Regions from separate parts of the Homo sapiens genome. Here region 2 is linked to region 1. A link is an interaction called in ENCODE POLR2A ChIA-PET data of the cell type or tissue named here. Cell type or tissue: MCF 10A. All regions are shown on one strand. Each heading gives the region's core, and the rest is flanking DNA. Links, peaks and the distances in the headings are about the cores only. Region 1 holds the start of LOC101927949 (a long non-coding RNA gene). Region 2 holds the start of CCDST (cervical cancer associated DHX9 suppressive transcript).

What was found. ChIA-PET counts read pairs that join two places held together with the same protein. Peaks named below come from ENCODE experiments on the same cell type or tissue, not always from the same donor. Only the 100,000 strongest peaks of a DNase experiment are listed, where the experiment ranks them.
Region 2: POLR2A ChIA-PET joins it to region 1 with 71 read pairs; 14 of 35 experiments call an interaction of 5 or more read pairs at or near these places.

What each region holds. Positions count from the first base shown.
Region 1 is chr1:152,041,210-152,057,379 of GRCh38, forward strand. It overlaps LOC101927949 (a long non-coding RNA gene), which reads right to left and starts at 8,678. Exons shown (of 4, transcript XR_922147.2): 1 at 8,607-8,678; 2 at 7,064-7,225; 3 at 6,613-6,699; 4 at 6,080-6,528. RefSeq lists enhancers at 6,313-7,512, 6,885-7,204, 8,391-8,952, 11,333-11,889, 11,442-11,491. In MCF 10A, for the core only: CTCF peaks have their summits at 6,807 and 11,531 (motif pointing right); DNase peaks (open chromatin) are centred at 6,602, 6,972, 7,372, 11,542 and 4 weaker places.
Region 2 is chr1:152,175,180-152,191,349 of GRCh38, forward strand. It overlaps CCDST (cervical cancer associated DHX9 suppressive transcript), which reads left to right and starts at 14,124. Exons shown (of 8, transcript NR_186765.1): 1 at 14,124-14,302. In MCF 10A, for the core only: CTCF peaks have their summits at 7,444 (motif pointing left) and 10,576; DNase peaks (open chromatin) are centred at 7,442, 8,012 and 10,572.

The DNA.
Region 1 (16,170 bases), core at 3,593-11,592:
AGCATTAGAGGAAGGAGGCATCAAGCGTGAATCCTAGGACTCTAGCTTGATAGCCCTGTGGTACCAGTACCATCCCCAAGATAGAGAACATAAACTGAATAACATTTTCGGGGGCTTAAGGGAAGATGATGGTTCGATTCGATATTGATCAAATTGAGTCTGAGGTAAGTGGGACAATTTGATGCTGGAGGAATTAAGCATGTCCAGTATCTATCTTATGTTCTCTCATAGCTCCTTGTATCATAATCCCATCATACTCTACTGTCATTTTATGTTTACTTAATCATCTTCCTCACTGGATTCCAAGATGCTTGAGGGCAGAGATGGTGCACTGTTCACTCCAGTATTTCCAACATTCACTCATTCATTCAGCAGATATATAAGAAGAATCTTCATGTGTGCAGAGCTATCTAAGCATGGAGGCTGTAGTGGTTAACAAGACAGATGAAGTCTCTGTTCAGATGCTGCTCGACCAGCTCAACTTAGGTGAATAAACAATATTTATAGAGCAAGTGGAGGAAGATGATCCAACATAGAAGAAAGAAGAGAGATGATCAGGGAAGCAGGAGGAGGCTTCTCTGGTGTCATCAAAGCTCATGAAGAGAGACTTCCAAGATACAGGGAGTGGTCAACAAGGTGAAAGACTTCAGCGAGGCAGAGTATGGTGGAGGCTGAGATGTGTCCACCTGATTGGCAATCATATCCTTGGATACCTTTGCCAGAGCAGTTTTAGTGTGGTGGTAGGAAGAAACACAGATGGCAGTGGACTGAGGAAGAGAGATGAAGAGTAGAGATGGGGTTATGGATTACTCATTTGATCAAATTGAATATGAAGAAAAGGAGAAAGTGGCAGCCAGAGGGGATCTAGGATTAAGGGTATATTTAAAAATATACAGTTTTACAAGCTGTGGAGAAGGAGTTATCAGAATGAGAAGTCAAAGATTCCAGGTTGAAAGAATGTGAACAATGAAACAAGACCCCAGAGGAGCCGTGGGTGACTGGAATTACTTCAGAGAGGTGGAGAAGGAGAAGAGTGGGAGGGAGGCTGTAGATAGCTTGTAGGTTTGGGCTGTACAGGGTTATCCTTTCCCATGGCCTTTTTGATGCTATGAGGCAGGAAGTAAGGCATCTGTGAGCATAGGCATTGGGTAGGGGGCACAGAGGGCATAGGCATTGGGTAGGGGACTTGAGGAGGTCCTGTGGTCTCAGAGGAAATGGAAAGAGGAGCTGAACCAGAATGGCTGAGTGGTGTGAAAGTTTAGGGACCTATCATTTTGTGGTGACTTCAATCCACATGGTTGTGTGATTGTGTGGCTGTATGGCTTCTTCCAGGTGTGCTTCGAAGTTTAGTCATCAGATCCAAGAGAACGGGCTGTGGAATGAATTTAGGGTTAGGTGTGTGTGTATGGGTGTAAACAAAGGATAAAGGGGTGAAGGAGTTGAGGGCATGGGTGAGAAAGGAATTCACTTGATTGGCACTGCATGCTGGACAAAGAAGGAAGGAGCAAGGACACAGAAGGTGGATGGTGGGAAGGCTCCACAAAATCAAGGAGCAAGGTAAGTGGAAAAGAGGGATGGAGAGAGCTGGCATGTAAGAAGTTATTGGTATAGTCTAATTTTTCAGTGAGTTTAACATGTTGTAGGCAGAGCCTTTATAAATGATGACAAAATCTAAGCATGATGAGTGCTAAACTGATTCCAGTTTAAGTGGAGTGGACATGAAGGAGGTTAACAAGCTGTGAGGGGCTGGGTGCGCTGGCTCATGCCTGTAATCCCTGCACTTTGGGAGGCCGAGGTGGACAGATCGCTTGAGCCCAGTAGTTCAAGACCAGTCTGGGCAACGTGGCGAGACCTCTTCTCTACAAAAATTAAAAAAATTAGTCAGATGTGGTGGAGTGTGCCTGCAGTCCCAGCTCCTCAGGAGGCTGAGGTGGGAGGATTACTTGAGCAGTGGAGGTCGAGGCTGCAGAGAGCTTTGATTGTGCCACTGTACCCGGGCAACAGAGGGAAACCCTGTCTGGAAAAACAAAACAAAATAAAAACTTATGACTTAATATTAAATAACTTGTTGCTTCAAGAATTGTTTGGCTCTTTGTATTGTTTTTCTTTTTCTGGACAGAGGGGGAATCTCAAGATATTTCCAAGGGTATTATATGCATATTCACTTATATATTCATTTTTTTTTTGAGACGGAGTCTCGCTCTGTTGCCCAGGCTGGAGTATATATTCATTTTTATTCAACAAGTATTTGTTAAGTACCACATCCTGGTCTGAAGATATGAAGATTTCAAAAAGTCATGATTCTTGCCTTTAAGGATTCCCAGATCTAATTTGATGAACAAAACAGGGATGGGATGGGATCCTTCCAGAAACTGCTTGAGCCCTCTGCACCAGGAGGTGTGCACCTGGTCTCTAGGGTGAGCCTATTTCTATTTAGGTCCTGGGATAGAAGGTTTACCCCTTGGAGAACGGTAAGGGGAGATACTTAGGTTTCTCTTACAACCTACAGCTGCTGCCTGGAGCACTGAGGCCACATTTGTAAGATTAAGAAATAACCCCAGAGTCCCTGAGGCCACACTAGCGTAAATGGAAATGCTGGACAAGGAATCTAAAGGCCTGAGTTTGAGTTCCAGTTTTCTCCCCTAGTAGATAAGCTGTTTTCTAATGGCCTCAGTTTTCTCAGGTGTAAGACGGGGAGAATTAAGGAAATAATGAATATAAAAGGGCTCTTTCAATGGTATAGTGTTATACAAATGTTAATTACTACTCGCAGTATTGCCGTGTGGATTAAAAGAAAGGGTGCCTTGTAAATTGCACTTTGCAAATGTGGAGGGTCATTATTGTTATCCCTTCAAGCGCCTCTCACTTCCTGTTGCCTCTGCTCTAATTCCTGGCCCTCAGCTCTCTCAGGTGTTCTGTGGGATGGCATCTTGGAGCAGCCGAGTCCCTGTGATTGCTGATGGGAGTTAACTGTTTGCTTTCTGCCATTGTCAGCACACATTTACATTTCTCTTCATTTTCTTCTAGACATCTTTCATGCTGATGGTTGGAAGTCATTAAAGTATTCCCTTATAGTTTTTTTAGGTCTTCACTGTAGTTAGGGAGACCTGAGAAATTTTCTCTTTCACAATGACCCACAGCAAATTGTCACATATATGCTAAATTTCTACTCTGAGGAAGCCACACCATGTCAGATCCATGTTCAATCCATTGTGATCTGAATGTGTCATCAAAATATTCTCAGTGGATCTGTATTGCTTAATTTTTTTGTCCAAATTCTTCATCTTGGAATTCAAACTCCTTCGTGGCCTAATTCCAGCTATTTTTTCATTATTTCCTTTCATTCACTGTGAACTCTAGTGAAGTGGAACTTTTCACTGTTTCCTGTAGGCAGGGTTGATTTTTTTAGCCGGTTCTCACTAGTAAGAACTGGTGCCACACGCTGGTTGTTAAAATATTGAAATTCTTCTCTATCACTTGCTAAATAGCCTCTTGCTTAAACCCCTGAGTGCCACCCACCTGAAGCTCCAGCCACTCCAGTCCCTCTCCTGGTCCACCCAATTCCCATAACCAGGTAACATAAGGGTTAATGCATGGCTTGACAGAGGGTCTCTAGGACTTTCTTCAGCCTTGCAGACTGGTAACTGTTCTAATTGGCCAGTGCTGGGTCACATTTTGAATATCTTCCAGCCTTTAGGAATCTCACAGTTTCCCATATATTGGTTTTTGTTCTTGTGATTCCTTCCTTCCATCTGGAATGTTCTCCCCATCTTCTTATATCCAAATTCTAGCTCTATGAAGACTCAACTCAAAAAGCATCTTCTCGTGGGGCTTTCAGTCATCTCTTCCAACTAAAAACATCTGTCTCTTCATTGATATCCTTCATTGATACATAGCACTGTATCTGTACTTTTCTTTTGATGTGTAATACAGTGAATCTTGAATTATAGCCTTTTTTTTTTTTTCTGTTAGGCTGTCAGCTCATTAACGACAGGCTCCAGCATCTCCATCCTACCTTTTGTTAGTGGCACCACCCACCTTCTAGAGGGCATTTAACGACCTTCTTCTTATTCATACTTTGGGTGTAGGGCAAGGACATGATGGGTTAGTACCAGGCATGAGGACTTTCATGTGACAAATGAAGAATTCAAAGGTTCTTGTGGTCTTTTTAGATGGTTTATCATTTTTGTGCGATAAGACTTCCTCTAGTTTCACCTTTCCCTGGCTCCCATACCTCACCTCCTGCTCTTGGAAGGCCTGAGGATGGGCAGGTTAGCTCAGCAATGTTAAGAATGTTAGGAAGAAACTGGGTAAGTTAAGGAGATTTTGGATGAAAGGGATAGAAACTTGACTCAAATAGGGTTCAGTATTCATAAAATTATTATTTATTTTCTCCATAAAAGTAGGTCCCAGGACAGAGCAGTCTCCAGGGCTGATTGATTCAGCATCTTAGTGATGTCATCAGGGACAAGGCTCTTCAGTCTTTTTATCCCGTGATCCACATTTCCCTTGTAATCATAGGATGGCCACCAGAAGCAGGTGGCACATAAGGAGCATGTATTTCCTTGTTCAAGTGGGAGAAACTTCTTTTTCTCAAAAACCCTGAGCAAGCTTCTCTTGAGTCTCACTGCCCAAAACTGTTCAGTCCTGCCTAGCCCTGAACCAATTGTTGGCCAAAGGGATGAAATTACCTTAATTAGCTAAGATGAATTGTTTGGGGTGGGAGCTTGGTAGATTGTATTTTCCCCAAATGGGCAAAACAATATCTGCCTCCCACACGCTCTTACAAAGTGACCTTCACACTCTTTCTATCAAAAGGTAGGTTCTATATTTTTCCCCCTTGAACCTAGGTAGGCTTGTGACTGTTTCAGAAATAATGCTACATGATTTCTCAGACTTGATGTTAAAAGGTGAGATGATGTCTCCCTGGTTCTCCCTTGGGACACTCACTCATGGAAGCCATCCACCATGCTGTGAGGAAGCTCAAGTAGAAGAGAATCAAGAGCCAGCACCAAAGTGACAGCCACATGAGTGAGCTATCTTGGAAGTGGATCCTCCAGCCTCAGGGGAGCTAGTCCAGCTGATGCCATGTGATGCCAGGTATAGCATTTTTAATCTTTTATACCATATTTTTACTGTACCTTTCTATGTTTAGATACACAAATACCTACCATTGTGTTATAATTGCCTACAGTATTCAGTACAGTCACATGCTGCACAGCTTTGGAGCCTAGGAGCCACAGACTATACTATATAGCCTGGGCGTGTAGTAGGCTATACTATTTAGGTTTCTATGATGTTTCCACAATGACAAAATTTCTCAGAAAGTGTCTCTGTTGTTAAAAGACTGTTGTTTTGTTTGAGTATGTACACAGTATGGAGTCACACTGTATACACTCATCTGCCACTTGCTTTGTTTTCACTTAGTGATCTGTATACCAGTGCATATCTTTCTACTTTCTTCTTCTTCCTTTTTTTTTTTTTGAGACGGAGTATCGCTCTGGAGTATCGCGCTGGAGTGTAGTGGCATGATCTCAGCTCACTGCAACCTCCACTTCCCGGGTTCAAGCGATTCTCCTGCCTCAGACTGCTGAGTAGCTTGGACTACAGGCGTGTGTCACCACGCCCAGCTTATTTTCTTTGTATTTTTAATAGAGACAGAGTTTCACCACGTTGGCCAGGATGGTCTCGATCTCCTGGCCTTGTGATCCGTCCGCCTCAGCCTCCCAAAGTGCTGGGATTACAGGCGGGAGCCACTGTGCTCAGCCTCTACCTTCTTAACGACTACATAGTATTCTATAATACAGGTGGAATATCAAATATCTAATAGTAGGTTTTTTTTTTTTTTGAGGTGGGGTCTCACTCTCTCACCTAGGCTGGAGTGCAGTGGCACGATCTCGGGTCACTGCAACCTCTGCCTCCTAGGCTCAAGTGATCCTCCCATCTCAGCCTACGAGTAGCTGAGACCATAGGTGTGTGCCACAATACCTGGCTAATTTTTTGTATTTTTAGTAGAGACAGGGTTTCCCCATGTTGTCCAGGCTGGTCTCAAATTCCTGAGCTCAAGTGATCCGCCCGCCTCAGCCTCTTAAAGTGCTGGGATTACAGGTGTGAGCCACTGCACCCAGCCAAATAGTGGGTTCTTGATGAAAGACAATTAGATGGCATCATTTTTTCCCTAATCAATGATCCAGAAATCCTGTGTATGTCTGGGCATATCTGAGGAAAAACCCCTGAAAGTAGGCAGAATCAATGGTGTCCAGATTATGAACATTGAAAATGTTGACAGCTATCGCGAAATTGCCCCTCAAGGGTTAGTAATTTTTGATAGGGAAAGCCAGTTACCTCCCAAGTTTGTGAGTCAGCAAGAGACACAAAACATCAAAGCCAGGGCATTGAATGTTGTGGCAAGAGGCGGTTCTGGAGCTGTTGGCTTTGGAGGGGTCTCTGTTCTGGGGCTGGCTCCTTGTGCCTCATTTCCCAGCTGAGCCCATGGAACTCTCTCGCTCCAATCCGAGTCTCTGGGGCCTGGTAAAATTCCCCTCTGTGTTTAGTCACCTCTTGATTGGGAGCCAAAGCAGAAAACCAGTCAGCCCCACGAGCAGGAATTACCTGTTTCTCATCAACTCCACTTGCCAGAACGGTCTGTGACTTTCCAGTTACTTTTCAGGGCCTCTCCTTGTGTTTTGGTGGGTGTGTCTAGAGGAAGAGAGGAAAGCAAATGCCCTTCTAGAGCAAGTTGCCTTTTAAACGGCAAACTTGAAACAAATAAAGCAGGTTGAAGATCACAGTGTGTGCTGCTGGGCCTGTGGGGGCGCTGGGCAGCAGAAAGGCACACTCTGCCTGCAGCCTCGGGATCTGGTCGCCTGTGTGGGAGTAGGGAGGAGTCCTGACGTACCCTCTCTAAGACTGGCTGCTCTGCACCTCCCTCCAAGCCAGGCTGGCCAGTAAAGAAATCTAGCTGTGGACAGGAAACGAGTGGTTTTTGTGATCTGAGCAGAAAGGGCGTTTTAGGCCTGGAGCAGAGTGGAGGCCCTGAGCCACGGCCCAGGAAGTGACTCACCCACCCTGATGTCTGAGTTGCTGCTTCCTTTATCTTGCAGGAGGGCGTGGCGGTGGGTCCCTGGGCTGTGCCTGTGACTGGAGTGGCTAGAGGCTGCTGGCTCCTGGGTCTCAGTCAGGGTCCAGCCCCGGTCTCAGTCCTGCTACCTCAGCAGCCAGAACTCTGATTTAGAGATATGAACACCGCCTGTTACAGATATTTGGGGGAGATAGAAATGCCAGAAAACCCAGTCCCAGGAGCTGCTAGAGGGAAATACTGTTGTGGTGCCTCATTCCCTCCACCCACCTTCATTGCCCCACAATGCCCGAGGGTGGCAGTTCTGGTGACTTCACCAGCTGGTGGCAGGGGGAGGGAGGAGCTGGCTGGAGTTGCCATGGAGCGGCAGAGCCTGGTGGGCAGGGTGGGGCAGTGCCTCACAAAGGCCACCGAATTCTTAATCTCTTTCAGGTTTACTCAACTAATAAGTAACTTGTAGAGTTACAGGAATCATGTGAGGCCTTAACCCTCAGAATACCAGGAAAAATAATCACCTTTTACCATTTAGGTCCAATGGACGCTTTTAATTATCTATCTGTATCTGTCTATTTATCTATCATCTATCTTTTGATTCATCTTGTAAATAACTTGTAGAAGTAAGAATAGTAAAAAAAAAAACAAAAAAAAAACTGTATTAGAAATAATAGGCTGGGTGTGGTGGCTCACGCCTGTAATCCCAGAAATTTGGGATGCTGAAGTGGGTATATCACTTGAGGTCAGGAGTTCAAGACCAGCCTGGCCAACATGGTGAAATCCCAGCTCTACTAAAAATACAAAAATTAGGTAGGCATGGTGGTACACGTCTGTAATCCCAGCTACTCAGGAGGCAGAGGCAGGAGAATCGCTTGAACTTAGAAGGTGGAGGTTGCAGTGTGCTGAGGTCACGCCACTGCATTCCAGCCTGGAAGACAGAGCAAGACTCCATCTCAAAAAAAAAAAAAAAAAAAAAAAAACCAAAGAAAGAAAATAAAAAAAGAAATAATAAGAATTTAGATATAGCAAACCCAAATTTTTACTCCATATTTTCCTAGATTTGAAGCTACACACATATTTGCTTATTTTGTGTGTGTGTGTGTGTGTGTGTGTATTTTGATGCAGTTAACTGCTCATCAACTGTCATGCATGAACCTGGCACATATCCATTTTGTAAATAGCTGACTCCAGATTTCAAATACACCTGTAATAGGTTCTAGTTCAGCATTGCTTCTGTTTCTTCTTGCATCTGCGTTGTTCAAATGCAATACTTTAAAAAACTTTGATGGCTTATAATTTTGTTAAAGAGATGATGACCACCTTCTTTGTTCCATAATTGCGAAATATTTCATTTGTGGATTTACAAATATTAATTAAAATGGCCGATCCAGTGAATGCTTTTATGTCTGTGTTATCTATTTTTTTCTAATCACCCTGTTACACACACCTGTCTTTAGCATTAGTCCACTTATAAACTGTTATCAAGCAAATTTTAGTGCATAAACATTATAAGAGATGAAGAATAATATCATACCTTTTTAGCCAAATGGGATGATTCAGGTTCTTGCAAAATATTCTGTGATGCAGTTCTTCCTGTTGCACAACTAAACATGAGAACAGATTTTGGTTTTTACTGTTATGTGAGATCATGAAGCCTCAGCAACACGTTGTAATATAAGGAAAAATAAAGTGCTGCAGTAAACGGAAAACAATAACAACAACAGCGGTAAAACAAAGTCTCGCTCCCGTGGACATTACAATATGCACATGTACTTGTGTACATGTTGCAAAAATGTAGAAAATGTAGATAGAAAAAAAAAATAAAGCACCGACAATTTTATTATGCAGGTTAATTTTCCAGCTACGTTCTTCCTGACTTGCATTCTATGTGCATATAAACATTCAGATTTTACTCTAAAGTGGGATAAGACTTGATTATTTTAACATAACTATTTGTTATAAATACCTTTTTATGTCATTAAATATTCTTCTGTCTTGTCATTTTTAATGGTTTCATGGTGTAATTGGAATCTATTTTATCAGAGTGTTAAATTGACCAAGAGCATCCCGTACCTCACTGTGCAAGTGTCAACATTAAAAAATATCATGCTTGTTTAGGGTAGTGGTTGTCAAACTTTAGTGTGCACAAGTCTCACCTTGGGAGCTTGTTAACAGTTCAGGTCCCTGGACACCACACTCAGAGACTCTGATTCAGGAGGTCAAGAGTCTGCATGTTAATAATTCTCACTAACCAACAGGGGATTATGAGGGAGGTGGTCACCAGAGCCCATGGTGAGGCTCTTTGGTATGACTGATAGAATAGTACTTTATAGGGTCACAACTCCCTGCTCCACTTCATGGGGGCTTTGGGAGTTAGAGCCCCCTCAGGGTAAGGTGGTTTTAGCTACACTAGGCCTTTAGAGAATGGATCAGAGGGTTGAGCTTCAGTTGGTATAGGGGACTACTGGAGTCAGAGCTGGGGAAAATACCACACCAGATCAAAGAGGCAGAAATGTGTTTGGAACAAGGAGATCAAACTGAGGGCCAACAGACAGGAGGAACTGGAATAGGATGAAAGCAGGGAGGAAGGTCCCAGCCATATCTGTCAATTAGTATCAGCAGTGCTGTTGAGTGCTTGATCCATGGGCAGGTCAGTTTTGGCTTAAAGGTGTCAAGTCAAAGGGGGATGAGAGTTTGCAAAAGCCCATGCTATATATCACCCATGTGTGATCCAGAGATTCTCTGGCTCTCAAGAGTAAATAAATTAATGTGAATCATCCCCACACTAAATCCATGCCAATAGAAGTTCCAAGTCCTTCTGGGTGATCTCAGTGGGTCCCCAGGGTTCACATTCTCACGGCTGTCTCCTTCCAGTGAGGTCTATCTGCCTGCTTGACATGGGTAATTAAGCCTCTTCTCTTAGATTCCCACCAAAAAAAAACCATGCAAATATGTATGTATGTGTGTGTGTTAAAGACTTGGGAGTCTTGGGCAGGGTCACATCACACCTCACACAGCCTTCCACCACCTGTGGACTCCTCCTTATTTTTTTTCCTCCCCTGTCCAGCAACCCAGATTCCTCTCTTCCCATGACTAGCAGTTTATCAGTCATCTTTCACTGCTTGTGTGAGTCCTCTGGGTGTCACCCTCCACCCTGAACTCATGTCAAGACATTTTTCTGGGCAGTCCTACTCTGTAAGAAGAGACAGTTTGTTATTATAGTAACATTTCCTCCTTTCTTAAGCACACGCCTGAGCCTGTGCCTGTGGCAGGGGAGGGGTGGGGAGGGGCATTCATTCTTGGCTCGTGGGTTCCCGCTCAGCAAAGGCTGGAGTTGGTAGCCCATTCTCAGTCTACAATCTTGGTCGCTAGCAAATGAACTGCCAACTGTCGGCTCTGCACAACTCCATTAATGGAAGGTCAAATTATTTTTACAGCTTTTTTGAGATGGGGGTCTCGCTTTGTTTCTCAGCCTGAAGTGCAGCGGCACGATAATGGCTCACTGCAAACTTGACCTCCTGGACTCAAGCGATTCCACCACTTCCTGAGTAGCTGAGACTACAGGTGTGCACCACCATGCCTGGCTAATTTATTATTATTATTATTTGTAGAGATGAGATCTTACTATGTTGCCCAAGCTGGTCTTGAATTCCTGGGCTCAAGTGATTCTCCCACTTCAGCCTCTCAAAGTGTTGGGATTACAAGTGTGAGGCACCACGCCCAGCCTATTCTTACAGTTTCTCTCTTGGTCTTTCTGTTTTTTTTTTCAGCAGGATGGCTGGCAGGACTCCTCTGGGTAGCGATTTTTGAAATAGTTGCTCACCAAAGCTAGCTATAATATAGAATCATTGATGCTGAAATAAACATGTAGCAGACACTGCACTCCTATCCAGATTTCACAGATGAAAGCCATATTCTAATACCCATTTATTCATATGTTTTACCATTTCTGAAATCCAGGCGTGTCTTAAAATTGAAGTGTTCATTTAACGTAATAGTCACCCCCTGCCCTCAACTGCTTCTTTTTAATTGATGATGCCTCTTACAATTTTACAATCTAACAATGCAGTAGGAACACCACCCTGTATCCCCAAAGGAACTGAGTTCGGGGATTGTGCAGCATTCTTTGCCTTAAAATCTAAGTTACAGATGAACATGAGAATGACAGAATCTCCTGTCTATTTGAAATTCCAAGAAGCGGCTAGGTGTGGTGGCTCATGTCTGTAATCCCAACACTTTAGGAGGCCAAGGCAAGAGGATCGCCTGAGCCTAGGAACTCAAGACCAGCCTGGCCAACGCAGTGAGATCCTGCCTCAATTAAAAAAAAAATAAAGAAATTCCAAGACCTTGTGTTTTCCCCTCACCATCAGTCCAGGCCAGGGCGGTGAAGTGAGGTTTCTTCTCCACTCCCTGTTGCCTAATGCGGGGTCTACATGAGACATTGCAGTCAGTCACCACCAGGTGGCGCACAAGCCATGAAAAAGAAGTTCTGAGGGCCGCACATCTTCAACACCGGGTTCTTTCCGGATGGCTACTAATGAGGAATTGAGTGGCTACTTACATGGCAGGTGAGCTGGCTGGGCCTGGTGAAGACAGATTTCGTGGAGCATCTGGGAAAAGGTTTGCATAGCACGGACAGGGACAGAAGTTAGGATACATTAGCTAGAGTAACGATATCTACGGAACGAATGCTTGCAACTCTCCTGCAATACAGGAGAGAACAAGATCGCACCTGAAGTGATCTTGTGTTTTAGAAACTCCTGGCCAGGGGTGGTGGTGGGTGACAGTGGTCCCAGCTACTCGGGAGGCTGAGGTGTGAGAATTCCTTGAGCCCTGGTGGAGGCTGCAGTGAGCCTAGAGAGCACCACTACTCTCCAGCCTGGGCGACAGAGCAAGACCCTGTTTCAAAAACCAAACTAAACCAACCCCAAACCCCCAGAAACTCCTTCAACGAGTTGAGGTTTAATGTCATTCCCTCAGCTTCTACAGAAGATTATTGCAATGACGGACATAGAATAGATTCTTATTCTTGGGTTCTGTTCAATGCAGGTTGATATATTTTACTCCGTTGTCACACATGTAACTTGGAGGAGACTTAAAAAGTCTGAAGCTGGGCTTGTCCTCAGATGGAGGCATGAGAGGGCTGGGTGAGGGGGGAATAAAGCTGCCATCCAGTGTGGTTTCAAGTCTCAGGGCGACTCGGGTGTTTTTCTCCTCAGGATTCAGCATGTTCCTCACTGCTCCGTCTCTCGGCAGATGGCCTTGTTTGCTCTACCACAGGGAAGACAGCTGTTAGGCGCCGACTCCTCCAGCTCTTCCCTGCCCCTGCGCAGCACATTTATCCAACCTTGTCCGCACCTTCGCCATCTGCACTCCCTCTCCCACTGCAGAGGGGACCTGCTCCTCCCCGGGGCCTTGGACCCCACGCCCTCCCACCTAGCTCCTCATTCTTCATTCGTCAATGATCCTCTTGGTTTCCTGCATCTTCCGCTTTCTGCTCTGTATTGCATTCTTCTCACCAAATAGCCCTAAGCCAGCCCGCCAGCCTTCCCCCTACCCTGACTCTGTTTAGCTGTGTGGGGTCTCCCGCTTCTTTTCCAGCCAAGCTTCTGCAAAGAGTGAGCCTCCAGATTTGGAAATATTTCCTTCATTAAATACTAAATTCTCACAGCTGGACTTGGATATGTTTCTGGCCTTTTAATTGTTCCACTGACTTTTCCTCTCGTTCCTATTACCACCGGTATCACAGTATGTTAATGACTTTAGCTTAGGATACTTTTAATATACAATAGGATGAGCCCTTTTATTGACACCTTTCCCCAAATTGTCCCGACTACTCTTGCCTATGTAGTCTTCCTGATAAATTTTAGAATCATTTTTATACAGTTCCAAACACTTCATTTCTATACAGTTCCTGTTCAAGGTATAGACCAATAAGGGGATAACTGATATCCTTATGATGGTGAATTCTCCCATCAAAGAAGAAGGTGGCTCTGTGAACAGAACAAGGAAACATAAATCAGGTTTCCTTTATGTTCTTCAAACCAGTTTTATATCAGAGGCACATTTCACATTAATTACTCCTAAGGGCATATTATATTGTTGTTGTTACTATTGTGATAAGCAGAATCTTTCCCTGATATTAGTTATTAGGTTTTTATGGATATATAAGAAAGTTACTTTTCTGAGGGAAGTTTGTTCTATAACTACCTGTTACTAAACTTTGTGGATCTCATACCTTTTCAGTCAATTCTCTTAGATGCCCTAGGTAGAAATACTGGTGTCTTAAACAATGACCATTTTGCCTCTTCCTTTCTAATTTGTGTACCTAATTTATTTCTTTTCTGTTCTTTCAGCATTAGTGAAAAATCCTGTGGATACGGAGCATATCCTTGTTCTTATATTACATCCTCAGACAGGCTTTCTCTTATCCCCTTTTCCAGTCTGAATTTTGTTCTCCTTGTTTTTCTGTTTTATAGTGCCCACTCTTTTCCTGCATAACTCTTATAGTTTATAATCTTAATGGCAATCCTCACTAGTCTGTGAGCTGCAAAGCTGTTTCTTTCATCATTGTGTATCCTGTGCCCTGCCATTGTCTGCCACATGGTAGGTGCTGCATAAATATTTGTGGAATGAAGGAAATTTCTTAATTTTAAAATTAGTGCTATGTTTTACCATTGTTGATTTTAGGTAGAGTTCTCTTTTCATAATTTTATTTATTTATTTTTGAGACAGGGTCTCACTCTGTTGCCCAGGCTAGAGTGCAGTGGTGCGACCATGGCTCACTGCAGCCTCGACCTTCCCAGGCTCAGGTAATCTTCCCACCTCAGCCTCCTGAGTAGCTAGAACCACAGGTTCGTGCCAGCATGCCCAGCTAAATTTTGTACTTTTTGTAGAGACAGATTTCCACCATGTTGCCCAGGTTGTTCTCAAACTCCTGGGCTCAAGCCATCTGCTTGCTTTGGCCTCGCAAAGTGTTAGGATTAGAGGTGTGAGCTGCCACACCTGGTGCTTTCATAATTTTAAATTAAAACATATAACGTGTTTTTAAAATTCCATGTCTCCATAGAGATAATTGCACAGGCTTTCTCCTCTGCTAAGTTCAGAATGAGTTGCATGAATGGGTTTCTTTTAGAGAACTGGGGTTTTCTGAAATGAACCATATGTGGTAGCATGGAGTGTTTGCTCATGGAATCCAAGTGAAAAGAAAAACTGCTCTTGGGTATTTTGTTCAGGGGTTTTCATCTATCTTTATATGTAGGACTGATCTATAGTTTTGGGGAGCTTTGGAATTTTGATGTTAGGGCTGTGCTACCTTTGGAAAAAACTGTAAATCTTTCTTGACATTTGTATTCTTTGATGTGGTTTAAATAGTGTAGGAATGATTTGTTCCGTGGATGTTTGAAAACATTCACCTGTGAAACTGTCTTGCTTAAAGGGTAAGAGGGTAGTTATTTGACAATTTTTTAAAATTGGTTATGATTATACTTCTTTTGAATTAATTTTTCTAAAAAAATCATCCATTTCCCCCCAGACTTTTTCTTTCCTTGTGTTTGTTCTATCTTTCTAAGAATAATTTTTACAAGTCTATTCTTCTGTACCTATAGCTAAATGTTTTTGGTATCTATGTGTCTATCTGTAGATATATAGACATCTATCTATGTATCTATCTATGTATCTATGTATCTATCTATCTATCTGTCTATCTATCATCTATATCTACCTACTTATCTATCTAACTAGCTAGTCTTTTCCTCTTTGTTAATTATTTCAATTGTTTATTAAATGTCTTGAGTTCTTTGGCTTGTTCATCGATTCCATGGCTATTCTGTGTTTTAGTCCATTGCCTTAACGACTTGGCCACAATATCTTGTTTTCTAGTTCTTGAATTTCTACTTAAAAAAAATCTTCTTTTTCCTGCTTTTCTTTTAAACAAATTTTATTGAAGTATAATTGGCATATTAAAAACACACATATTTAATGTGTACATCTTGATGAGTTTGGACATATGCATACACCGTGATTACCATCACCACAACCACACTGAACATATCCATCACCTCCAAAAATTTCCTTGCTTTCTTTTGTGTTTTATTTTTGGTAAGAACACTTAACATGAGAAATGTTCTTTTAATGTATTTTAAAGTGTACAATACCATATTGTTCACTATAAGTACTATATTTTACCTAGATCTGTAGAACTTACTTATCTTGCATAACAGAGACTTCATACACATTGAAAATAATTCCTCATTTTTTCCTCTTCCCAGCCCCTGGCAACCGTCATTCTATTCTCTGCCTCTGTGAGTTTGATTATTTTAGATACTTCAGATAGGTGGAATCACACAGTATTTGTAATGTTCTCTAGCTGTATCCATGTTGTTGCAAATGGCAGGATTTCCTTCTTTTCTTATTTATTTATATAGAGACAGGGTCTTCCTATGTTGCCCAGGCTGGTCTCAGATTCTTGGCCTCAAGTGATCCTCCTGCCTCAGCCTCCCAAATTGCTGGGATTACAGGTGTGAGCCACTGAGCCCAGCCAGATTTCCTTCTTTCCAAAAGCTAACTAATACTCCATTTTCCTGCTTTTCTTAGGTCTGTTTTGTGTCTTAGTTTTCTAACTTATTGAATTGAATACTTAGTTTATTCCTTATTTACTCCCTCTTGTTTAGTAAATAAAGTGTTTAAGGCTGCAGCTCTAGACTTTAATATTTAGTGACTTTTAATTGTTATTTAAAAAATGCAGTCTTTTTTGCAGTTTTGCTTTCTTTTTAAACTTGAGTTATTTAGGAGTGTTTTAAAAATTTCAAGTATTTTTGATATATTCATCTATTATTAATTTCTAGTTTTATTGCATTATTATCAAACATGTTACTTGCATTATGTATGCTTTTGGAATTAAAAAAATTGTTGTTGTTTGTTTTTGAGATGAAGTCTTGCTCCACTACTTAGGCTGGCATTCAGTGGTGTGATCTTGGCTAATTTTTGTATTTTTAATAGGGACGGGGTTTTACTATGTTGGCCAGGCTGGTCTCAAACTCCTGGCCTCAAGTGATCTGCCCACCTCAGCCTCCCAAAGTGCTGGGATTACAGGCGTG
Region 2 (16,170 bases), core at 3,937-11,936, 130 kb after region 1:
AATCTAATCTTGTCAACTTGACTGCAAGCTCCTTGAGGGTAGCTTCTTTATTCCTATCTCTCTTTTACCCTCTGCCCTTTTATCCTGTCCCAGTATGCTGGATGTAGATGCTCACCCAACTGATGGTCTTGATTGGATTATAGCACCTATAGTCTGTGACATGTGCAACAGATTCTCAAATTGGGGGAGAAGTTAGAAGTCTTCTGGTGAACTTCCCTGATTCCAAGTAGCCCCAACTACAGCTACAACTAAACCATTTAAGGCAACACAATAATTTAATTCAGGGGTTGGCAAATGATGGCCCATGGGACCAATCAAGCCTGCTGTTTTTGTAAGGCCCACGAGCTAAGAATGGTTTCACATTTTTCACTGATTGAAAAAAATCAAAAGAAGAATACTACTTTGTGACACTAAAAATTATATGAAATTCAAATCTTAGTGTCTATAAATAAAGTTGTATTGAAACACAGCTTTGCTTATTCATTACATAATATTGTATATGGCTGCTTTCATGGGACAACACCTGCTCAATGTTTCTGGGTGGGCTGAAAATTGCAGTACTGCTATTGTAATTTGACACCATTGGGAGTGCCACTTTATAGTTGTACCATAATGTTTTATTTTACTTTTTAATTACTAGTGCATGCCCATCATGTCAAAACAAAAAAAGAAGACAGAAATGGACTTCAAATGTCACACTTTCAAGGCAGGATTCTTTTGTTTGTAATGAATTAGATGGCAAAGCATTATGTTTATCATGCAATGACACTATAGCTGTGTTAATAGACTATATGTTGAAATGATCAGACTAAGCACTAATCACAATATTTCCAACTCACAGGAAGCAACAGTTAGAAAAATTAGGAAATTTAAAATAAAATATGTCATCATAGCAGAATTTCTTTATTAAAAAAATGAAAATGAGACTGCAACTAAAGTAAGTTTCTGAGTGGCTCATTTGTTAGCCAAACAAGTTAATCAATGGTGCATTAATTAAATCACGTTCAATTGCAGCAGCTGAAGAAATGTGTCTAGAGAAAATAAACTTGCTTAAGACAACCAGCTTTTGGGTGAAGAGTGAGGGAGGACATTGGGCTCAACATCAATAGTCAATTAAAAAATAAGGCACATGATTTTGAGTGATTTTCCTTGGTTCCTGATGAATTTACAGGATGTTTTTGACACTGTTTAGTTGTTTTTTTTAGGAATTAATGCTGAGTTTGAGATGACTAAATAATTAGCTTCCATAAAACGTTCATGTGGAACAATTATGTGCAGAGATGTTTTCAAAGTACAGAAAATACTAATTTCCTGAAGTGAAATCTAAGAAATGTTACAACTGATGCTAACATACATGTGGAGAAGAAAAAGGCTTTTGGAAAATGTTCAAAGCTTGTGAACATGCAGTGTTTAAAGCCTGTGATTGTTCATTGTACTATCCTTCAGCAGGTACTTTGCAGAAAATAGTTGAATCTTTCATATGCATTGAACCAGTGGTGTCAATGGAGAACTTCATTCACTCTTGTGACTTAACTATGGCCAGTTTTGTGATTTTGTTAATCAGATCTAGAAGCTGAATATCCTTACTTGTTGTACAGTGCAGCAGTTTCATAGCTTAGCAGTTGTAAAGTTTTACTGTGATGTTTTGAGCTCAAGGCTAAGATTGGATTTGTTTTTTGTTTTGAATGAGAAGAATCACCCTCATTCACTATTTTTTTTTTCTTAAACTTTCATTTTAAGTTCTGGGGTACATGTGTAGGATGTGCAGGTTTGTGACACAGGTAAACCTGTGCCATGGTGGTTTGCTGCACAGATCAACCCATCACCTAGGTATTAAGCCCAGCATCCATTAGCTATTCTTCTTTATGCTCTCCCTTCCCCCACCCACAAGGCGCCAGTGTGTGTGGTGCTCCCTGCCATGTGTCCATGTGTTCTCATTGTTCAGCTCCCACTTATAAGTGAGAACATGTGATGTTTGGTTTTCTGTTCCTGCATTAGTTTGCTAAGGATAACAGCTTCCAGCCCTATCTATGTCCCTGCAAAGGACATGATGTCATTCCTTTTTCTGGCTGCATAGTATTCCATGGTATATATGCACCACATTTTCTTTATCCAATCTATCATTGATGGGCATTTGGGTTGATTACATGTCTTTGCTATTGTGAATAGTGTCTGATGAACACATGTGTGCAAGTATCTTTATAATAGAATGATTATATTCCTTTGGGTATATACCTAATAATGAGATTGCTGAGTCAAATGGTATTCCTGCCTCTAGATCTTTGAGGAATTGCCACACTGTCTTCCACAATGCTTGAACTAATTTACACTTCCACCAACAGTGTAAAAGTGTTCCTTTTTTTCTGCAACCTCACCAGCATCTGTTGTTTCTGGACTTTTTAATAATCGCCATTCTGACTGGCATGAGATGGTATCTCATTGTGGTTCTGACTTACATTTCTCTAATGATAGTGATGTTGAGTTTTTTTTCATATGTTTCTTGGCTACATTCATTCACTATTTTTGCACACTAAATCGCTTTGGAAGTTAGCTTATGTGGCAGACTTAATAGTATTTCTTAATAAATTCAATCTAAAATTGCAAGGCAGAACAGTGCTTAAATGTGAAACTTATACAGTGGTAAAGTTATTTCAAAGACAACTAACATTGGTTGAGTAACAAGCAATGTTAGAGTGTTTTATATATTTCTTGTGCTGTCAAAAGTTAAAATAAAAAGTGGGGCCGGGCACGGTGGCTCACACCTGTAATCCCAGCACTTTGGGAGGCTGAGGTGGGTGGATCTTGAAGTCAAGAGATCAAGACCATCCTGGCCAACATGGTGAAACCCCATCTCTAGTAAAAATACAAAAATTAGCTGGGTCTGGTAGCGCGTGCCTGTAGTCTCAGCTACTTGGGAGGCTGAGGCAGAAGAGTCGCTTGAACCTGGGAGGTGGAGGTTGCAGTGAGCCGAGATTGTGCCACTGCACTCCAGCCTGGTGATAGAGTGAGACTCCATCTCAAAAATTAAATTAAATTAAATTAAAAAACAATAAAAAAATTAACAATAAAAAGTAGAATTTTTAAGGCTAGGCGTGGTGGCTCACACCTGTAATCCCAGCACTTTGGGAGGCCGAGGTGGGTGGATCACAAGGTCAGGAGATCGAGACCATCCTGGCTAACATGGTGAAACCCCGTCTCTACTAAAAAACAAAACAAAACAAAAAAAAGTGAAATTTTTATTCCACAGAAATTTTAGCTAATATATTTTTTGAGCTCAAATTATAGTTCCAGCAGTGTTTCTTGGACATCAATGCAAATGCAAAGCAAATTTCCATATTTCAAAATTCATTGCATTGTAATTAAAGAGCTTTCCCCCAACCTTCAATTGGAAGTGATTTGTCTTTAGTGTAATGACATGTTGTAAGGCAAATATCAAGTGATGAATCTTGTAGAGTTCTAGAAAGACCTTCAAAGTGATAAATATGCTCAAGTAAAATCAAATGTTTGTGGATATCAGTATTTGGCAGTATCTATCTGTGTGAAAAGACATTTAAAAAAATGGACTATGCGTTACTTATCAACATTAGCAGATGAACATTTGCAATAGATTTTGATAATAGGAGTTTGAGACCAGCCTGGACAACGTGGTGAAACCCTGTCTCTACTAAAAATACAAAAAATTAGGTTGCAGTGAGCTGAGATGGCGCCACTGCACTCCAGCCTGGGCAACAAGAGCAAATCTCTGTCTCAAAAAAAAAAAAAAAAAAAGATAATAGGGACAATGGCTTTGAACCCCAATTAGATGATATGTTACCCTCCCACCCCCCCAAAAACAGAATTCAATTTTTCTCATTGGTAGACCTGTATTACAAAAACATTGTATTCAATTATTATTATATTTTGGATTTTGCCAATAAAAATTGTGGAAATTTGTTTTCTCTCATCATATATAAGTACTTTTGTAATATCTTTGGTTCACAAATACTTAAAATCTTTACTATCTGGCTCTTTACAGAAAAAGTTTGCCTGCTCTGATTTATCAGAACAACAAACAAGCAGACAGACAATAACTCAAAGATTCCATTTTTTTATAGTTCACTTCTTGTCAGGAAATATATCCTTGAATCCCAGTTAAATCCTTAGTCTTGTGGTTTTAGTGATTTCTTTTTGTACTGCCATGCCATCCGTGAAAAGCAAGGTCATCACGCCATTGTGGAAATCAGTTTTAATTTGCTCTGAGTCAGTTCTATGTAACATAATAATGAAATAATGAAACCCTTTATTTGCAATAAAGATTTAGTTTCCTGAATGGGTCAAGCTGGTTCTTGATTTATGGGAACCATCTCCTCTAAAGTAGGGATGGGAAGGGTGGAGGTTGAGGATATCCGTTGTGCTTGAAGTGGTTGTGGATGGTAGTGAGTTCAGAGTCCCTTGAGCTACTGGGAGCAATGGAGTGAAGAGAACAAGAGGGAAGCCTCCCAGTGCCAGGAAGGAAGACAGGGCTCTGTGCAGGGATCAGGCATGGCCAGGACTTGGCTCAGTCCTCTTCCTGGGCCAGAGCTGCCAGTCTCTCTCTCTCTCTCTCTCTCTCTCTGCATTCCACTCCCTCCTCTTCCTATGTTCTTTTGCAAGTTTGTGTTCAGGAAGGGGAGAATAAAGAAGAGTAGCTCAGTTTAGGCCTGCCATATGGTGTGACTAAATGGTGAGCTATCTGAAGACAGAGACTTGACCTTACATTGCTTTGCATTCCCACTTATGTCTAAAAATAATAATCACAATAATGCTACATCCATAGTACTTTACATTTTACAAAACACTCTCATATTTAGTATTTCATTTGACCCTGTGAGGTACATGTGAGTTTTATAGATGAAGTTCAGAGAAGCTAAGTAATTAATCAAGATCGCATAGTCAGTATAATGCAGAGCTAGGACTTGAATCCAAAACTTCTACCTCCCAATCTGGTGCCCATTCCCCCTGCCTAGCACTATGCTGGACATAGATAGCTTCTGAGCCCTTGTTGGTTGATTGATTGGAGGACATCTAAGACTTTACTGCTCAAATGCTATTGTGCCAAAAGCCCTACCATTATATCTGCACATTGCTTTGTTGAGGCACCCTCTTTCAAAATATGGATTGACATATTAAGGCATTAACACTTTTAAAGTGAGTTCTTTTCTTTGCTTGCTTGCACCCAGAACAAGAATGTGAACTTTAGGAGTTTTGCTAGTAGAGAGAATAAGGCTTCTGAAAAGGTTAACAAGGTTGGCTGTCAGATTTTTCCTCTTTCACAGTTTTTCCTGGGGTCTTGCAAGACTTATATCACATGAAAACTTGTCCTTTTGTTCTCCTGGAGCATGGGAGAAACGAACTTGGAATCTTCCAGGTAATCTCAGTAACCGGTCTGCTGGCTGAACCTCTTGCAAGATGCAGGCCCACCTTGTCCTGCTCCTGCAGGGTGGCATCCGGCCTCTGCATGACCATTCAGTCTGATGGGAGACTGAATAAACTGTCCCACCCTGGGACAATTCTAGCCATGGGGTATATTCATCTGCTTGGAGCTACAATCTGCCTGGGACTTTTGCTTCTTGGTTCCCATTCTGCCTTCTAGAACAATGTAAATCAAGTCTCATGAATGCTTTCTCTGTGTGACATCAGGAAACAATAGGCCAGTCTCTTTCTTACACATCCTCATCTCAGTCTCTATAGCCTCTGTCATTTCAATCCTTTCTCACATAAGATCTCAAGAACATTCCCAATCCTGGCTGCCATCTCTGTATATGCTATAGCTTCTCAAATCCTCTCATAAAACATGGTACTCAGAACTGACTGGTACTCATTTGTTCATATGTTCATTTATTCAACATATATTTATGGAGCTTACTGCATCCCAAACCCTGGGCCAATTTCTATACAAGATCAGATTCAATTCCCGACTGTGGTGCTTAATTTAAGAATCAAATCATCACATGCAAAAATAATTACAAACTGTGATACATCCTGTGAAGAAGAAATGCAGCACATTTTTTTTGGGAGCTTCTTAACATTAGAAGTCAGCATTAAAGGAGAGCCTAGTGCTTCTGGCCTATGGAGACAGAACCCAGAGCTGCAGAAGCCCTAGAGGAGATTTAGGATGGCAAGTCCTGGGCTTTCAAGAGGGACCTAAGCACACTTTTTGACAACTCACTTCCAAAAAGTGAGGAGTTCCAGGTATTTTCAGATCTGGTGGATTATACCAGAGTCATTCTCTCACCTGTGGTCTCTCTGTCTCACCTCCTTTTCTTCTTATCTGTTGGGAAAGACACAGGGAGAGACAGGCCAAAGTTGCACAAGAAGTCTTGGGAAAGGTTTTGGAAGAGTTTTGAGCCATGGCTCCCTAGGTTCAGCCAGTTCTGGGGAATGCTATGTTTCGGAAAGCCTTTGTTTTTGTAGACATCAAGTGCTGATTCTCAGCAGAGGCAGGGCTACATCCCCTCTAATGTCTTTCCTTTGCCAGGATGGGCAAAGGCTGGCTCAGTCATCCCAGGCTGGCCTTCTGGCTATGCCTCCAAGCTCTGGATGTCCCCTCTGGCTGGGTGAATGGCAAAGGTCAGTGTGGCTCTTCCTGCTGGCCCTGGTGCAGCAACTGTCCTGGGTACAGGCTGGATGGCACATGCCACAGTGAAGTGAGGCCCTGCTCTGTAGAAACCTAGCCTCCTTCCCTTGTCTCATAAGTGACAAGAGACCATTCAATAGCTGCTATTGTTGCTACTCTTGTTTCTCTATTAACATCATTGCTGTCATTACTGCACACTGACTATTCTAATCACTAATAAGAGGAGTTTTATTTTACCCAGAAGCCTGATAGCTTACCCAGGTCAGAAATAGTCAGAGGCATTATAAAAGGGCTTGTCCTGATTGCTCTGCCTGTGGAGTAGTCATCGTTTTATTCCTTTACTTTCCTAAAGAACTTGTGTTCACTTTAAAAAAACAAGAAACAAACAAGGGATTGTCCTGAAGACTAAGGACCCCTCGAGTGACACAGCCAGAGCCAGTGACAGGGTTCTGACCTTCTAGAAAACGAGGCACATTGGGATGATAAGGCTGAATGGTCTCCATCATAGACTTAAATGGAGTTTAATCCCCATCCATGTGGTGGACCAGGGAGGAAGGGGCCCACTCCCAATATTCTCTTTTGCTCTAGGCACTAAAGACCAGGATTTGGAGTGTGACCTCATTATTAAAAGGCAAGGAGTATATAAGGCCCAAAGAACTTGAGATCTGGGCCAACAAAAAAAGAGGCAAAAAGTCTGGAAGAGAACACAAGAATAGGAGTCCTCTTTGAGGCTAATCTGAAGTCACACATTATGAAGGTGACTTGTTTTCCCTGCTTGCTTTACCGAAAACCTTCCAAGAAGTAATTTCTCCAGCTATGCTTTGGGGACAGTTGAATGAGTCTATAGTGCCTCCTTGAGGAAGCACCTGGAAACAACCACCCTGAAATGAAATCAGTGTAGATTCATCTGTAGGCTTGGAAATTATAGTAAGTGATAAGCACTTGTTAACATGTTGTTGGGGGATGTTGGGGTAACAAGGACTAACAAAAAAGTCACCACGCTGTTTTTCAAAAAGGAGAGTGAAACATGTTTATTTCCCTTAGCAGTATTCAGGGAAAGGACATTCTGGTTCTTTAATTTAAAATATCTCTGAAAGTGAAAAATTCTCTGTCCTGACCCTCTGTTCCCCTGTAAACTTCTGATACATGGTGTAGACATCTGCGTGATCTTGTGCATTATGACAGGCACATCACAGTGTCCCGGACGGATGATGAGGCCCAGTGTCTATTACATGTGAATATTGGTGTCTGGCTTGCCAGGGGATGCTGAGTGTGGCTAGTGTGAGTCAGCATCCTGGAGCCCTGAGTCCCCTGGGTGAACCCATGGGCTGGCTCCTCAGCAATCAGCTTACCAGTGGAATAAACTCAGGTCAGATTATTCCACTGAAATGGCAGCTAGTTTGTATGCTAGCTTTGCAGCTTTCTGGGTGAACCAACTCTAGCTTCAAGTTGCTACAAGTTCACTGTTACATTTGGCATTGTGTTAAGGAATCAGGCACCACTGAGTACTTGTAAGAGGAATGTTGTAATAAGTGTCAGAAAAACTGGGCTCACATCCCAGTCCTTTCACTGATCAGCCATATATTGTTGGGCAGATCACTTTACCTCTATATTTTCTAGTTTTCTCAAATACACAACAGCTAGGGGTGGGAAGAAAAAAAGAGGACATCGTTCCCATTCAAGTCTAACAATCTTGGCACTAAGGTGCCTTGGGCATGGTCTTGGCAGTGCCTTGGGAGTCAAAGGAGATTACCCATTTCTCCATACTAATCACAGGCTCATGGAGTTGCTCTGGAATTTGGCATTTCCAGTGTGTTTTGCTCTAGGCCCTTCCCCTGTGGTCTTCATTTTATGCCAAGTTTCATCTCCTACCATTATGACCAAAAGTGTAAATAAAAACGTATAGTTGCTCACCAGTTCCTAAAGAGACCCCTTTGCAGAGGTGTCTGAGATTTTTATTTCTCAGATCAGGGCCTAAGCTATGAAGGAAGTGAGTGGGAAGAGCCCCTATGTTAGAGACAAGGTGACAAAATAGCTGGCGAAGCTATTACCAGAGTAATTGGACCCGCAGGCTGGGTAGATTTGTGTTTGGTTGCTTTTTAGTTGTGACCTGGCATAGAAGGCAGTTCAGCACCTTGCTCAGAGCTGATACTCAGTGAAGATGTGTTGAACTGAGACCAGGGCAGCAGAATTGGCAAGATCATGTGCTCCCAGGGCATAAACCTACTTCAGGGTTGTATGTTTGTGTCTCCCCCAATGGTGGTGAAGCTGCTGTACTGTCATTGAACTGTGTATGGAGTAGGCACTTAATGGCTTCTAAAGTGGGCCTGGGGCCTGATGGTGTTCTGACTGCCTTCTATAGGAAGTGTAGGCTCCTAGGCTTTTTGACTGGACTGGCCTGAAAGTGGCAAGGTGGGAGGCAGGCTCCTATGGAACAAGATGGGACTGGTCCTGTCCTGGGAGGCTTGGTGCAAAGGACAATGGAAGCCAGCGTCTGGGAGGCCAGTGACTTATTGAATGATGTACACCAATAAGACCAGACAGAGGTACAGGAAGAATCTTCTCCAAGAGTCCTCACTGGTGCAGAGTGCTTTAGCACAGATGACTCCAGATGCCATTGCCTTTGAGCTGTCCTTGAGCTCATCTCGGGAACTCCTTTAGGAGGACTCTGAGTCTTAGGTATGAAGCTCTGTTTTTGTTCATTCAATGCAGGGAGATGGAAAAAAAGAGGAAACATGGGAACGATGGAGATGGGAGGGAAAGGGGAAGTAAGAGGAGAGAGCAAAAGGGGCAAAGAGGGGAGCAGAGAGATGGGGAGAGAGAGAGAAAGGTGGAGGGAAAGCAAGGGGAAGAGAAGAGATGAGAAGGGGATCTGATGACACCCTAGGGCAGCTATAGAGTCAGGGGAGGTCCAGGCTATGGAGGTTTCTGTACCCATGTCTCCCTTTGCTTTCTTAGTTTTGTTCAGCCTGAGCCTCATCCCAAGATCCAGGGTCCTGTGCCATGGATTATACCACCCATGTGTGTCTACACCCAGAGCCCGTATTGCCACTGAGGAGACAGACATATGCCATTTTTCAAAGTAGGAGCTCCTTAGGGTAGGGGGCAATGATCTAACATGAACATAAAATCCCACATACAGAATCCACACAAGCCTCTCAAATTTGTCACCACTGGGGCAAATTCAACAAGCATTCACTGTGTAAGCTGCCATGTGTAGTGCTGGGAGGAAAGCCAGAGTTCCTCCCTCAAGGAACTTATGATTTAGTGGTGGTGGGGTAGTGTGCCCTTGTGTAAGCAAGAGAAATACATAGGTGTAGTGCAAGTGTGAACATTCTTTGTGTCTAATGATGGACTCCATGCTATAAGTACTCAGTGTTTACCAAGAAGAAAGATGCATATAGTTACCTCTAGGTTTGTTAACAGCTAGATCTAAGACAGGGAAGAGAGGATGTTTGCATTTGGGATCCCTGCTCTGCACTGAATGCTGCCCAAACTACTTCTGTGCTCACCAGGAGAGGACCATTAAAGGCAAAGGGAAGAAATACATCTGGGCTTGCTGGTCTAAGCTGAGAATTTCAGGGCTGACATCTGAAGGCAGAGCCAAGAAAAACTTCTAAGCAGTGAAAAACGCCAAACCCTGGGCTTGAGCTTCAGGGAGACTGAGGGGCAATTTAAATCTCTTTTCTGGTGGAGTAGAGGATCCTTTTATGGTTGGGATGGCTCGTGTTATCCTTCAAGGAGGCAGAGGTATGATGGTATGTCAGGTTCCTCCTGGGCCTGATTCTTTCTTTGAAATTTGCTTCTTCTATCCCTGAGGCACTTTGGAGTTGAGACTGAATAATAACCAGCCACACAAACCTGGGTTCTACCACAGAGTTCATCGTTAACAAACCGCGTGCCCTTGGGCTGGTAACTTCTTTCTCAGTTAAAGTACCCATCTGTTGACTTAGGAGCCAGAGGGTGTGTGAGTGTCTGTAGACACCTGGTGGCAGTTTGGAGGAATTACGTTCAGTATCATCAGGGAGCAAATCCCTGTGCATGCTGTTCAGGAGTGTCCCAAGTGCCCAAAAGAGCTTCCTGGGTTTGGAAGCTGAACTAGTCAATCTGATATCAGTTTGAGGAGCTCATCCTGGGAAAAGAGTCCTGTTTTTAAAGTCATGTTTGTCCAGAAATTCGTCCTTGTTACTGGCCCAAATGTTTACATTTGATTTAATTTTACCATTCCCACGGCCTCTGCAATCAATTTCCTTTCTTGGTTCTATAGATTTTATTCTAGAGGCAAAGTCCTGGGGGATTTAGGAGTAACACAGTGTCTTACACACAATAGAAGTTTTATGGTGCTTACCAAGTGTCTTTCAAGTTCTTACTATTATCCCCATCTTGTAGATGGAAAAATTAGGGCACAGAGAGGTTAAACAACCTACCCAAGGCCACACAGCTAGTCAGGGACATCAGCAGGATTTGCACCCAGACAATTTAACTCCATAATCTCTACTTTTAACTTTCTTAACAACTGTTGACGGATGAACAGACGGGTGTAATTTGAGAGGCCCTGAAAAAGGTCTTACTCCAAAATATACTTTCCACTGAGGTAGTATAGTTATATAATGTCTACCATAAAGCACTGCCCTTTTTCTGTTTCTTATAGTGCTTTTTAAAGTATAAATAGCCTATGAAGGGTTATATTAGCCCTTTAGTGTGAATTTATTCATTAGATGTTTTATATTGTCTTGTTTAATAAGTGCTAGAAAGGGCTAGAAGGAATTACTGTGTTCTGCAAAGGGATCTCAGTAAACGGAACTGTTTTATTTCTTTGCCCTTGTTCTGAACTGTACTGAAAAATAGAAAGAAAATGTGGTGCTCAAAATGTCATCTTTTTTATTGATAGTGATTAAGTAAGACATTAGTAGCGCTAGGTCTGCTAGCTGGGGCTTGCTCATACTAGAACTGAGAATTAGGCTAACTTACCCACCTAATCATGACAGGCCTGGGCATCCTTGCCTAAGAGTAAGTCCCTATTATGCCATAGGGATCTCTGCAGTTCCCAAGTAGAAGCAGAGTAGAGCTAAGCCAATTATTCTTACAAAATTTACCAACCAGTTAAGTCCTTCTACCATCTCAGGGGCAAGGAGAAGAAAGGAGTGAAAAGAGGCCAGGAGTGGGGAAAAGGCGCTCACCTCTAGTAGAGACCTTAGACATCACCTAATCAAGCCTTCTCATCATACAGATACAATGGAATTCCAGAGAAGGGAAGGGACTTTGATAAACTAAGGTTGCGAGCTGTGAAGGGGTTGAGTCACGACACTGGATATGCTGATTTGGCTGCCAAGCTCCTTCAACATTCCACCACAATGCCCTTTTCCAGGAAGAGTGAGCAGTGGGAGTGCTTTAGAACCTGGCATCCAAGGGACCTGGTGGGAAGGGGGAGTGAAGAAGTAAAGCTACAGCAATATGCCCAGTGAATAGGTCCTAGGGTGAGCCCTCAGCACTTTGGATACTGGAGTCAAGCCCTCTTTCTTCTGCTGTCCTCCTTGAAGCTCCACTCAGTGTCAGAGAGGGAAGACTATTTAAGATCACCCACCATATTAGTAGGATTTCTCAGAAACAGAACCAACAGCATGTGTATTTATAGAAAGAGATTTATTACAAGGAATTGGCTGATGTGAATATGGAAGCTGGAGAGTCTAAAATCTGCAGTGTAGGACAGCAGGCTAGAAACTTGGGAGAGCTGATTATACACAATCCTAAGGCAGTCTGCTGGAGAATTTTCTCTTGCTCAGGGATGCTAGTCTTTTTGTTCTATTCAGGCCTTGAACTGATTGGATGAGGCCCACCCCATTAGGGAGGGCAATCTGCTTTACCCAAAGTTTACTGATTTAAATGTTAATCCCATCTAAAAATATCCTCTGAAATGTGAAAGGGAAGTTCACTATGCCAAAAGAAAAAAATTAAGCAGAAGGTAAGTCATGCAAGCAACGGCCTTTCCTTTTGTTCCTAGGCCCATAGCTACTGATAAAAGATTAAATATCTCCACTCTATGTTCACCCTACCTTGTGTAAAGCACCGATTTACTGAGCATGAGACGGAAACATAATTGACTATTCCCTTACCTTCTTCTCCTTTTATCTTGCAATATGTGGATTTAGTAATGTGACCCTACCCTCCCTATTTCTTCTCCACCCTGCTTTCACCCTTTAAATATTGAAGTCCTAAAAAATTATCATTGGGGAAAGCACAGACCTGTTTCTGGAGTGGTCCTTAACCTTGGCAAAATAAACTTCTAAGGTGATTTGAGACCCGTCTCAGATAATTTTTGGTTTACAAAATTCACACATAAAATTAACTACCACACCCGTTTTTTCCCTTGATTGACTCTGTGAGACTGAGTTTTCTCCTTTAGTCATCTGAGTACCACCTTCAAGATTTTTGCAATATCTGTGTATATATAATAATAATATTCTTATTTATTTATTTAGAGACAGAGTCTCGCTCTGTTGCCCAGGCTAGAGTGCAGTGGCGCGATCTCGGCTCACTGCAACCTCTGCCTCCAAGGTTCAGGAGATTCTCCTGCCTCAGCCTCCTTAGTAGCTGGGATTACAGGTGCGTGCCACTATGCCCGGCTAATTTTTGTATTTTTGGTAGAGACGGGGTTTCACCATGTTGGCCAGGCTGGTCTTGAACTGCTGACCTCATGTGATCCACCCACCTCGGCCTCCCAAAGTGCTGGGATTAGAGGCATGAGCCACAATGCCCGGCCTAATATTTTTGAACCAATGTTAACTACTCACTTAAGAATTTAGCCTTACACTAATATTTGAGATAACCGGTTTGTTGGGCTGGTTTTAGTATTTTCTAACACAAATAAGAATAAATACTCAAACATTCTTAAAAAGTGCATGTAGCACTTAAGACTATCTTGGTACTCCATTTGGGAAACCATGTAGCCAAGGCTGTTGGGGCGAACCAAGGTGGTGGGAGTCCGACGGGCCAGCAGGGGGCGCACTTGCAGGTCACCTGAAGTCCTTATTTACGGGATAAGGTGGAGGCTGAGGAAAGTCTTTCAGAGGCCGGACGCTGGCACTGGACGGAGTAGGGAACCCTAGCCGTTATCCCACCAAAGGGTCCCAGCGCCTAGAGGGGCTGCGGAAAGCTCCTACAATACGAGGAGCCCTTGGAGCCCAGAGCGGGATCCTGCGAGCCGAGGCCCCGTTCTCTGTTAGGATCACGGGGACTGCCCCAGGCAGCTGCTGGGCCCGGTCGCGGACCTCGGCCAGAACATCCTCCCAGAACACAGAGGAATCTGACATCAGTGGCCTCCCTTGGTAGAGGTGGGGAGCCGAGGGGCGGCAGTGTGGAAGGGCCATCGGCCTAGGTCTTTCGTATCCCCTCCGGCCTCTCGGGGCTGTGCGTTCGGAAACAGCGAAAGGAACGGCCTCAGGAATCTGGCCTCAGCCGGAGCACTGGTGAACACAGGCTCCCGTCGCGCCAAGGGAAGTAGGAAAAGCTGCTTCCGGGCGGAGGGGCTGCACTTCCGGGGCCCGCGTCCCCCGGCGGCTTCGCCGAGAAGGGGCTTTGGGAGCTTAAGGGCGCCGGCACGCGTTCCCCTGGCGCAGAGCTCGCTAGCCGGGGCGCGGGCTGCCTCCTTGTTCTGGTGTGATCCGAATGTAACGGAGCGGACTTTGGGATCCAGAACCCCGGACTGAGGTTGTGCTTGGCTTGAGGGGCGGGCTGGTAGGTCAGCCCCCTTGGGGCGTCGTTGGTCCTCTCCAGGCGTGTCACATTCTGCCCGCACATGGTGCCTTGGTACTCCCCAAAAGTCATGCCTTGATTTTTCTTACTAATAATAGTTTACACTGTTTTACCGCTTCACTGCTTCACGTAAGTAAAGTAATTATTTCAAAAGGAAATGTTGGTCATTTATAAAATGGTGGTAAAGATGGTACAGCGGATTAATGTGAGGATTAAATGAGATGATACATGAAAGTGCTTAAAACAGTACAGGGTACTTACCGTTATTATTGTTAAGTAGAAAGTGAGTTCTGGGAAACAGTGGGTGTATGGTCCTTCACAGCAGGTTTTGGAAACGTCTGATTTCCAGCCTACCCTCCTTCCTCCTGTTGCCGTCTGTTGCCTGATTGTTCTCACTGGCTGAAAGGAGATAATCCCTGCCACTCCATTCATCACTGAAAATTCTTGTCAGTTTGGTTGCTTAGGTACCTACTAAGAGTTGCCAGCAGGTGGCCCCAGAGCACGCGGTTATGTTTGTCTTTTTGGGTCCCATGTTTAATTAGTAATTTAGTAGGGACGTATTGAATACTTATTCCACACTATGGTACACTGTACCAGGGGATATAGGGATGCCTGAGGGTGTGGGAGGCCGACCCTGGTCTCAGGGAGAATATAAATGATTTATTATTCTGGTCTTTCACAAGATTTTGGCCTTTTTAAAGATCGATTCATGTATTCATTCAACAAATATTTATTGGATGTTTACTCTGTTCCAGTTTCCACTCAGAGATGTGAAGTATATCAATGAATAGAATAGACAAAGATCTTTGCCTTCATAGAGATCACATTCTAGCACACAACAATAAAGATAATAAATTATGTAAAATGTTAGAAGTGTTATGAAAAAGAAAAAATGTAGACCAGTGTTTGTGTGTGTGGGTAGGGTTGGTGGGATGGGCAGGTTGCAGTATGAAATAGAGTGGTTAGTATTAAATAGGCTTCATTAGGAAGGCAAGATTGAGCAAAGATTCAAAAGATGTGAGGAAATTAGTCAGATCTGGCGGGAAGTGTGTTCTAGATATGAAAAAATTGGAGTTATTACATTTACTCCTTTAAAGATGAGGTAATTGAGGTTCAGATAAGTAAAGTAACTTGTTTAGGGTCTCATAAGAGGTTTCTAACAAAACTGGTCTGGTTTCATGTCCTCATTTCCAGTCGTGTTCATTCACCAGATCACATTACCACTTGGTGTTTTTAGGGTGATGGAGACTTCACAATACATAACTTGCTTAAATCATGACTAAGGTTATCTTGGCATACTTCCCATCATTGGGTAATACCAAATTCTCTGTGATCTTTCTTTTTTTACATAATCAGTAAATATTTATTTTGCTAACTGGTGTGGAGGATAGAAATGAGGCATAAAGCCTGTCTCCTGCCCGTAAGGGACAAATAATCTATACATAACCATTTTGGCCTTCATCTCTTTTTCATCTACTTTCCCCATTTCCCCCAAGACAAGCCCACTGATAATCTGTACCTACAGCTTAGAATTAGGTCAGGTCCTTAAACTTGGTCACCCATTCTTGGTTTGTAGGTTCCAGAATTTCACTGGATTCCTTTTGCTGACAGTTGTTGTGCCTCTGGTTATCCCCCAAGTCTCTACTCCCTTTATCCTGTGTTGAACTTGTCTATGAGACTGAGCTTATGCTATGCTTTTCACTCCTCAATTAGATATCCCATCTGGATCCTTAGTTCCCCTCTAGAACTGCCTCCTTGTCTCTTGTAGTCTCAGTTGTTGATCTTTCCACTTGAGTGGAGACTTTGCATTGCTCCTATTTGGG